Linked DNA regions of Homo sapiens: regions 1 and 3 are each linked to region 2. Evidence: chromatin contacts called from ENCODE Hi-C data. All regions are on one chromosome and are shown on one strand. The core of a region is the stretch at or near the end of the contact, and the rest is flanking DNA. Distances in the headings are between cores, read along the strand shown. Region 1 has its middle 21 kb from the start of CFAP97D2. Region 2 holds the start of GAS6-AS1 (GAS6 antisense RNA 1). Region 3 holds the start of RASA3 (RAS p21 protein activator 3).

Evidence for each region. Hi-C counts contacts between places; a loop is a spot of excess contacts on that map. Pooled maps may share reads with other maps.
Region 1: a loop to region 2 is called in a pooled map, with 3 times the contacts of the local background. The contact joins the enhancer-like site here to the promoter of GAS6-AS1 in region 2. A Hi-C loop is called at or near these places in 3 of 168 maps with a recorded cell type or tissue (CD8-positive, alpha-beta T cell, GM12878 and naive thymus-derived CD4-positive, alpha-beta T cell), 9 of 37 single-sample maps with no recorded cell type and 9 of 50 pooled maps.
Region 3: a map of B cell shows a loop between it and region 2 (8-fold over the local background). The contact joins the promoter of RASA3 here to the promoter of GAS6-AS1 in region 2. A Hi-C loop is called at or near these places in 8 of 168 maps with a recorded cell type or tissue (B cell, CD4-positive, alpha-beta T cell, CD4-positive, alpha-beta memory T cell and 4 more), 17 of 37 single-sample maps with no recorded cell type and 19 of 50 pooled maps.

Annotation. Positions count from the first base shown.
Region 1 is chr13:114,156,152-114,159,391 of GRCh38, reverse strand. No RefSeq gene overlaps it. Among named protein-coding and RNA genes, the nearest start is that of CFAP97D2, 21 kb to the left of the region's middle. Within about 2 kb of position 1,336, at least 2 of the 41 ENCODE cell types and tissues checked have a DNase peak (open chromatin) inside an H3K27ac peak, as active enhancers do; they include CD8-positive, alpha-beta T cell, where a contact is called at or near this core.
Region 2 is chr13:113,813,494-113,816,859 of GRCh38, reverse strand. It overlaps GAS6-AS1 (GAS6 antisense RNA 1), which reads right to left and starts at 1,250. Exons shown (of 5, transcript NR_044995.2): 1 at 1,169-1,250. It overlaps TMEM255B (transmembrane protein 255B), which reads right to left. Exons shown (of 9, transcript NM_182614.4): 9 at 1-3,366. RefSeq lists enhancers at 827-946, 1,007-1,246, 1,297-1,366.
Region 3 is chr13:114,130,821-114,133,942 of GRCh38, reverse strand. RASA3 (RAS p21 protein activator 3) reads left to right here and starts at 1,320. Exons shown (of 24, transcript NM_007368.4): 1 at 1,320-1,508. The coding sequence starts at 1,454. LOC107987192 (a long non-coding RNA gene) reads left to right here and starts at 2,940. Exons shown (of 2, transcript XR_001750050.2): 1 at 2,940-3,122. RefSeq lists silencers at 1,015-1,114, 1,145-1,804 and enhancers at 1,597-2,224, 2,395-2,894.

The DNA.
Region 1 (3,240 bases), core at 87-2,586, 340 kb before region 2:
GCTGGTGAGGCTGTAGAGAAATAGAAATGCTTTTACACTGTTGGTGGGAGTGTAAATTAGTTCAACCATTGTGGAAGACAGTGTGGTGATTCCTCAAAGATCTGGAACCAGAAATACCATTTGGCTCAGCAATCTCATTACTGGGTGTATACCCAAAGGATTATAAATCATTCTATTATAAAGATACACGTATGCGTATGTTCATTGTAGCATTATTCACAATAGCAAAGACATGGAATCAACCCAAATGCCCATCAATGATAGACTGGACAAAGAAAACGTGGCACATATACCCCATGGAATACTACGCAGCCATAAAAAGGAATGCGATCATGTCTTTGCAGGGACATGGATGGAGCTGGAAGCCGTTATCCTCTGCAAACTAACACAGGAACAGAAAACCAAACACTGCGTGTTCTCACTTATAAGTGAGAGCTGAACAATGAGAACACATGGACACAGGGAGGGGAACAACACACACCGGGGCCTGTCGTGGGGTTGGGGGGCGGGAGAGCATCAGGAAAAATAAGATAATGTATGCTGGACTTAATATCTAGGTGAAGGGTTGATCTGTGCAGCAAATCACCATGGCACACGTTTACCTATGCAACAAGGCTGCACGTCCTGCACATGTATCCCAGAACTTAAAATAAAATAAAATGAAATTAAAGAAAAAAAAAGATGATCTGCTACATAATGCCTTTCACAAGAATGCGACCAGGGATGAATTTACCCCCTGTGCTCAGCGTGACTGAAGTTCTTAGGAGAGCAATAGTCTAATGTTCACCTCCACATTTTACAGACGTTGAGAACACCACGCACGGGGTCTTTGGAAGTGCTGGAATGCCCCCAGATGTCTAAGCACTCTGTCCTGTCCTGAACTCCCGCTAAGTGGAGGGCAGTTGCTGCTGGGCACCCTGAATGCAGGGCCTCCCTCCTCTTCAGGCCCAGTTGGATTGAAACAAAGTCCAAGGAGAAACGTGTAGCCCCAAAGAGAACAGGAATAGAGGTGCTGGCAGATGAGAATGGCCAATGATTTCCAAAGGTGGAAGGGGATGCAAGGGTGTGGGCGGTGGGGCAGGGTGAAGGCGCCCAGCCAGAGATGCTCAGAGATCAATGGTGGAGGCCAGGGTCATCTTGCTGAGGGATCCCAGAGTGGCACTGAGCTGGGAGGTCAAAGGGAGATAGATGTGGGGCTGAAAACGGGGTGGGGGCTGGTAATTCCAGTTGCCTGTGAACAAGTGCCTGGCAGTAGTCACCTCTGCAACCCGTGCCTGCGTCTGTATCCCGCCAAGAAGCCAGCAGGTTCCCAGGCAGCGTCAGAAGATTCTTATTCACGGCCCTGGAGTCAGCATCCTGGGTGTGGCCACAGCTTGCAGCCTGGGTCTAGGGCCCCAGGGTAAAATCTTTTTTTTTTTTAATTATACTTTAAGTTTTAGGGTACATGTGCACAACGTGCAGGTTTGTTACATATGTATACATGTGCCATGTTGGTGTGCTGCACCCATTAACTCGTCATTTACATTAGGTATATCTCCTAATGCTATCCCTCCCCCCAACCCCACAACAGGCCCCGTGTGTGATGTTCCCCTTCCTGTGTCCATGTGTTCTCATTGTTCAATTCCCACCTATGAGTGAGAACATGCAGTGTTTGGTTTTTTGTCCTTGCGATAGTTTGCTGAGAATGATGGTTTCCAGCTTCATCCATGTCCCTACAAAGGACATGCACTCATCATTTTTTCATGGCTGCACAGTATTCCATGGTGTATATGTGCCTTATTCTAGTGTGGATTGCAGTGTTTCGGGGGAAGGGAGAGATGCTAGCCTGCTGCCTGCTCCTCACCCATCTGTCCTAAATAAAGCACAGCCACGCCCCGTCTGTGGATTCCCTCCCAGCTCACCTTTCCACCCCCAGCTACCTTTCCACCCCTAGCTCACCTTTCCACCTGGAGGACCCCACGGAAAACCCACAGTATCCCATCTAAATGAGCCACTGGTTCTTAGACACAGGTGAGCAGGCTTCTCCAGACTTTCCATAGAAACCAGCGACAGAGGGGGAGGATCCACAAAGGTGACAGCTGGCTGGGCGTGGTGGCTCATGCCTGTAATCCCAGCACTTTGGGAGGCCGAGGTGGGTGGATTGAGAGTTCGGGAGTTCACGACCAGCCTGGCCAACATGGAGAAACCCCGTCTCTACTAAAAATACAAAATTAGCCGGGCATGGTGGTGCATGCCTGTAATCCCAGCTACTCGGGAGGCTGAGGCAGGAGAATCGCTTGAACCCGGGAGGCGGAGGTTGCGGTGAGCTGAGACCGCACCATTGCACTCCAGCCTGGGCACTCCAGCCTGGGCAACAAGAGTGAAACTCCGTCTCAAAAAAAAAAAAAAAAAGGTGACAGCTGACCTCAGAGAAAACAGCTAAGTGGGAAAACAAAAAATGAAGTTAAAGATCTAATTACTGTCCTCAGAATATTCAAGAAAATACGCATATAGGTAACATAAGAACAGAATACTAGTTAAGAACAGGCAGAGAGCAGGAAAGATGTTTAAAATATGATTTCTGAACTGAAAATCCCACGAAAGAGATGGACTTCAGGGTCCAGTGAGGTTTCCAGAATATGCCTCAAAAAGACAGATGGAGAATTCTCAAGGAGAGATTAAAGTCCTGGACCATGCGCTGAGGAAATGCCAGGCGAATAGGCTTCAGAGAAGAGAAGGGAGGCAGGACGCTTCCTCCACAGAGGAAACTTTCCGGAGCAGAAGGACAGGGCAGAGGCTGGTGGGGAGGTGGGGGCAAGCAAGGAGACCCAGGACAGGGGACCGAAAGGACACTTCCTCTCCTCTTCTGGGGAGAAAAACAATCAAAAGGAGAAAGAGAAACAGAAACACATTCCAGTTACCTTGACACCAGGACTGGGAAGGGCGAGGGTGAAGGTCGGGGAGCCCAGAGGAGGTGCACACCCCACGCCCAGCACCCACCCCATCCACGCCCAGCACCCACCCTTCCCCACCCCTCCCCACGCCCCAGCACCCACCCTTCCCCACCCCTCCCCCCCCACGCCCAGCACCCACCCTTCCCCACCCCTCCACCCCCACGCCCAGCACCCACCCCATCCACGCCCAGCACCCACCCTTCCCCACCCCTCCCCCCCCACGCCCAGCACCCACCCTTCCCCACCCCTCCACCCCCACACCCAGCACCCACCCCTCTACCCTCACATCCGGCATCCACCTCACCCA
Region 2 (3,366 bases), core at 1-2,500:
GGGTCAAGGACTCCACGAGGGGAGAGGGGGAGGGTCCGCTCCATGGTGCCCTTGTTTCAAGCACGTTTTCTGCTTACTGAATTCCATCAGTTAAAAGGTCTAGGAAACAGAAAAGGAAGTGGCGCGTGTCGCCGTCTGAGGATCTGCTGACGGGCCCCGGCCTCGTGGAATCCTCTTCTGCCTCTGTGGGTCTCCAGAGTTTCGGAGGCATCTCTGCTCCCACCGCGGGGTCTGGTGGCCACGGGGTCCCCAAGTCTGCAGGAGGAGCTGCTCTGTGTGGCGAGGGTGATGACCATGGCTCTTGTTCACTGAGCAGGGCCGGTGGCCAGCACTGTCCAAGTCACCAGTGCAGCCCCATAAGGCCATCTTCACAACATCCTTGGGGCCCGTTTCTCCCACTCCCGTTTCCATGGAGATGTGATTCACACAGCAATAGCCACGCCTCATGAGTGCAGAGCATGGGTCGGTGGTCAGTCCATCCACGGGGCCGTCCACCCATCACTGCCATCTGGCTCCCGGACACTCCTCTTCCCACAAGAACTCGTGTCCCTGACCAGTGACTGCACCTCTCCCCATCCAGAACACGCTTAGAACACACTTGCCTCCCCGAAAAGAACTCGTATCCCTGACCAGTGACTGCACCTCTCCCCATCCAGAACACGCTGCAAACACGCTTGCCTCCCCGAAAAGAACTCGTGTCCCTGACCAGTAACTGCACCTCTCCCCATCCAGAACACGCTGCAAACACGCTTGCCTCCCCGAAAAGAACCCGTGTCCCTGAGCAGTGACTGCATCTCTCCCCATACAGAACACGCTGCGAACACGCTTGCCTCCCCGAAAAGAACCCGTGTCCCTGAGCAGTGACTGCACCTCCTTTCCCAGTCGGCTTCTGTCTGTGGACACGCCTTCTCTGGACACTGCATATAAACAGAACACAGTCTTCATGTCTGGTGTCCTTCCCTGAGCACTGTGTGTTACAGCCTCAGCACCCGTTAGAGCTTCCTTCCTCTCCGTGGCCGGGTGACCCGCGTGTGGATGGGCCACGTCCTCTCCCTCTCTGTGGCTGGGTGAGACCCGCGTGTGGATGGACCACTGTAGTATTCTGTTTTCACACTGCTAATAAGGACATACCCGAGACTGGGAAAAAAAGAGGTTTAACGGGACTTACAATTGCACATGGTTGGGGAGGCCTCAGAATCACGGTGGGAGGCAAAAGGCACTTCTTACACGGCAGGAGCAAGAGAAAATGAGGAAGAAGCAAAAGCGGAAATCCTGATCAACCAGTCAGATCTCGTGAGACTTACTCACTATCACGAGAATAGCACGGGAAAGACCAGCCACCATGATTCAATTACCTCCCGCTGGGTCCCTCCCACAACGCGCAGGAATTCTGGGAAATACAATTCAAGTTGAGATTTGGGTGGGGACACAGCAAAACCATATCACCCATGTCCCTTCCTCTCTCCGTGGCCGGTGACCCCATGTGGACGGACCGTCACCCATGTCCCTTCCTCTCTCCGTGGCCGGTGACCCCACGTGGACGGACCGTCACCCATGTCCCTTCCTCTCTCCGTGGCCGGTGACCCCACGTGGACGGACCGTCACCCATGTCCCTTCCTCTCTTTGTGGCCGTTGGCCCCATGTGGACGGACTGTGTCCCTCCCCCACTCAGTAGTTGCCTCTGCTTGGGAGCTCTTGTGAGCAGTGCTGCTGTGTGAAATGTAGAAACTGAGGCAGGAGGAGACTCCCTGTAACCCAAGGTCCCAAGCTAATAAGGTGGGGCCAGTCTCAACGGACCCCTGCCCAGGGCAATGCTCTGACCCTGCCCTCCTCAGTCACAACCTGCAGCTACACTAGGCCCCCACCTCTGAGCTGCAGGAGAAGCCTGTCTCCTGTGCTGTCCCAGTGAGGCAGGGAGTGCAGGTGGGGCCACAGCACCCCAAACCCCCCAGCACCCCCTGCCCCGGGGCCACAGCACCCCCAAACCCCCCAGCACCCCCTGCCCCACCATCCCCTCCACCCCATCTCCCGCGGCCTCCAGGGTCTCACTGACCTCGGCTGTGCATGGGAACCAAGTGAGGGCGGGATTGGGAGCCCATCCCTGCAGAGGAGGCTGGGATCAGAAGGCCCCAGCGGAGCCCAGAGAGGGGGTTCATCAGACCGTGACTCAGGCTGGCAGAGCTTGGTGGCCCCAGACAGGATCCGTCCACATGAGACAGGTGCACCTCGAGAGCAGCCGCCGCCCACACTGCAGGCCAGGCATTGGCCGGAGCCCTGCGCCAGGTGGGAGCTGCCCTGGGACCTGGGGGACCCTCCAGCCACCACGAACCTTGAGTCAAATTGTTCACATTCTTTGTGGCTGGGATAAAGGATAAGGACATTTTTGTGGCAAGAACAAAACTGTTGACCTTGGAGTTGAATATTTTTGAACAGCTTTTGACTCTAGACAAGATTAAAAGTCGGGAAAGATCGATGTTGTGTTTGGGGGAAGCTGGTGAGTGCAGCCTCGGGGAAGCACTCTGATGCCCCCACACCGCACCCTGCGACCGAGGGCTGACATGAGGGGAAGGAGGGTTATTCCTGTGACTTTGCTGGCCAGAGCTCCAGGGGGCATAGACTCCCTGCCCAGACCTGCAGTTCAGCTTCTCTGCTGTTCGCACCCCTAGGACACCAAGAGGTGCTGGTGCCTGCACCAGGCAGCTTCGGGGGCACAGCCCGAGCTCCAGGGTGCCCAGGAACCGCCCACACAAGACCACGGCACCATCGGCGCCCATAGAGCCTTCCCTGAGGTAAAGTGAGAGCCCTGGGGACTCGGGAAATCCGTGGCACACTTTTCTTCCCCCACAGGCGCTCGTGAGTGCATCTCCCGGCGCTCCAGAAACCTCTTGGTCTCTGCTGCTTGTTCAGCTTCTTACTCGGAGCCAGGCACCCACAGCCCTGGAGGAACTGGGCGGTGATTTCCAGACAGGACGCCGCACCTCCGGCTCGTGCCCGACCTCCCGGACTGGTTCAAGGCCAGTCAGCCCTGAGAGGCCAAGACCACATTCTCCTGGACAGCAAGCTTGTGAGGCTGGATTTTATAAGATAAAAATGACAAGCAGTGGCGGGTTCACAGACCAGAGCTGGCTGCAGGCCTTTCAGAGGCCCGTTAGGGCCCCTGGGCCCAGCCAGCCACCGTTCATGTGTGGATGTGCGCTGTGGGCCTTCTGCCCAGGAGCGCTGGACACAGGATGAGACCCTCCGTCGGGCAGAGGGAGGCTCCCGGGCAGCGGAGGGGGCAGAGGCTGTGTGAGACCCTCCATCGGACAGAGGGAGGCTCCCGGGCAGCAGAGGGGGCAGGAGGCTGTGTCTGCACGAGTGTGGCTC
Region 3 (3,122 bases), core at 71-2,570, 320 kb before region 2:
TCAGAGAGGAGGTCAGGGAGGAGGAGACCTCGAGACAGAAGAAAGGGAGGTAAGGGTGGTACCTGCCCATGCTGGGGTCTGCAGGGGGACTGGGGGGGGACCTGCCCATGCCGGGGTCTGCAGGGGGACTTGGGGGGGGACCTGCCCATGCTGGGGTCTGCAAGGGGACTTGGGGGGGGACCTGCCCATGCCGGGGTCTGCAGGGGGACTTGGGGGGGGGACCTGCTCATGCCGGGGTCTGCAGGGGGACTGGGGGGGGACCTGCTCATGCCGGGGTCTGCAGGGGGACTGGGGGGGGACCTGCCCATGCCGGGGTCTGCAGGGGAACTGGGGGGGGACCTGCCCATGCCGGGGTCTGCAGGGGGACTTGGGGGGGGGACCTGCCCATGCCGGGGTCTGCAGGGGGACTGGGGGGGGACCTGCCCATGCCGGGGTCTGCAGGGGACTGGGGGGGGACCTGCCCATGCTGGGGTCTGCAGGGGGACTTGGGGGGGGGACCTGCTCATGCTGGGGTCTGCAGGGGGACTGGGGGGGGACCTGCTCATGCTGGGGTCTGCAGGGGGACTGGGTGGGGGAGACCTGCCGGTGCCGGGGTCTGCAGGGGGACTGGGGGGGGACCTGCCCGTGCCGGGGTCTGCAGGGGGACTGGGGGGGGACCTGCCCATGCCGGGGTCTGCAGGGGGACTGGGGGGGACCTGCCCATGCCGGGGTCTGCAGGGGGACTGGGGGGGGAGACCTGCCCATGCCGGGGTCTGCAGGGGGACTGGGGGGGGGAGACCTGCCCATGCCGGGGTCTGCAGGGGGACTGGGGGGGGGGAGACCTGCCCATGCTGGGGTCTGCAGGGGGACTTGGGGGGGGGACCTGCCCATGCCGGAGGTCTGGGGTGGGGGGCTGTGTGTGCGTGTATGTGTCCCCGCCCCCCTCGTGCGTCTGCAGCAGGTGCCTTCGGATCGCATCTCAGGAGCTGGGGCTGGGCGCGGGATTCCTCCCCTGCCAGATCGTTGTACGTGAACTTCTCTTGGCAAAGTTCGTCCGCGAGTCAATCGCTCAGCCTCGCTCAGCGGGCCCGGGCCGCGCCGGCGACCTTCCTTCGTCTCTTCCGCCAGGCAGCCCGCTGGGGTCCCTTCCGCTCAGCGGCCAATCCGCGGGGCGGGGGCGGGGGCCGAGGCCTCGGGGGAAGCCGATCCCTGCGCCCCCCGGGTCTCCGCCACCCGCCAGCGCCGTCCCTGCCAACCCCGCCCCTGCAGGGCCCGGGCCAGTTGGGAGCAGGGGCCGGGCCGCGGGCGGAGCCTCCCGGTCCCCGCCCTCGCCCTCGGCCAACTGGCGGTCTTGCAGGCGGGCGGACCCTCGGCCGCGCTCGGGGCTCCGGCGCCGCCGCTCCTCCTGCTCGGCCTGAGCTGCCCGGGCTCGGCGCGCGCTTGGGGCGAGGCTCGGCGGGCGCGGACGCGCAGCATGGCGGTGGAGGACGAGGGGCTCCGGGTCTTCCAGAGCGTGAAGATCAAGATCGGTGAGTGTCCGCCGGCAGCCACGCGTCCGACCCCCCGGCCCGACCCTGTCCTCTCCCGCGCCCGCCTCCCCTCCGCAGATCCTTGCTGGGGACCCCGGCGGAGACGCCCTCCAGGCGCGGCGCGCTCCCCGGAGAACGGCTGGTCCGGCTCCGCGGCCCCTCCCCACCTCCCCGCCTCCCCGGGCCTCGGGCTGGGTCGAGTCGGCTCCGGGGTAACGCGGCTCCCTGCGCCTCCTCTGCGCCCGGAGCGGCCCCGGTCCCTGGTAGCGGCGGAGGAGGTGGGGTCCCTGCGCCGAGGGACGTCTGTCCGCGTGTGCGCCCGAGCGTGTGCCCCGCGTGTTTGCAGGAGTGCGCGCGCCTGAGGCTGTCTGGGCGCCTGCACTTCAGGTGTCAAATCCACTGACGTCGGGGTCTCGGCATCTCCCTTTCTCCGCTGCGCCCAGAAACTTCCTTTCCGGGGAATGTGGAGGCTCCTTCACGCTTCTCCCCAGGGGCGTGAGGCCCCGGCGCGCTGCTGCTGCTGTGCGCGCGCGTCTGTGCCTGCGTGCGCGCGTGTTTGTGTGTGCTTGTGTTTGTGTGTCCATGTGTGGGCGGTGTGTGTGCGCGTGCGTTTGTGGGTGCATGTGTGGGTGCGTATTTGTGTGTGGATGCATGTGTGCGCGCGTGTGTATTTGTGTGTGGGCGCGTGTGTGTGCGCGCGTTTGTGTGTGTGCATGTGTGCGTGTGTGCTGGTGGGGCGTTCTGGCTGAGGGCTCCCGCGGGGCGGGGAGACCCCGGACCCATCGGCACCACGTCCCTTTCCACTGAGAAGTGGCGGGCGAGCTGGTGGCGACCAGGGCCTGCGAGGCTGCGGTTTTTCTCTGGGCTTCAGCAGCTTCTGAAGTGGGCTCCCGGAGGCGTTTCCGGAGAGGAGGCTGTGTCTGGACTTCTGGTTTATCTGGAGGGATCTGCTTTTCCCTGGTTGTTTTATCTTGGGAGAGTGATGTGGAAGTCCTCCCCCTCCCCCAGAGCAAGACCGTTTCCTGGAGTGACTGTTCCATATTCATGCCATGAGTGTGCTGGACCACAGCGCGGTTCAGGCTGGAGAGGCTTCCAGGGCCTGCAGTGTCGCGGTCCCCACGGTCCTTCTCCCCCACTGAGCCGCACTTCGCAGCCGGCCTCTTCCCGTGTGAAGAGGCCTCCGGGAACGGGCTGAGTGTCAGTTGTTGATGACATTTGATGCTGCCGGAGGCATTCCAGCTCCCCTAAACCAGCGGGCTGTTTCCTGTCGGCTTTATTTTGGTTTGCGGATCATCGCTGAGACACTGTCTTGATATTTGGCCCAGAAGCGCTGCAGCTAGGATGTGGCAGCACTTCCGCTTTGAGTAGTCCAGAGAGGAGGGATTTCTTTTGTTAATGTGGTTTAAATCCGCTGTCACTTTCATACAAGAAAGCCAGAGCTGGCGCTCCCTGAAGTGCCTGAGGTCGCCTTGCCTGGGTGGGGAAAGGTCGCGGCCCGTGGGGGTCAGTTTGCTGCTCTTTCCTTCAGCCAAGGCTGCTTGGCTCAGCCAGCGAGTCTGAGGAGTGTGAGAAGCACTGGGCTTCCTCAGTCACGGGGGCAGGAGGGCTGGAGGT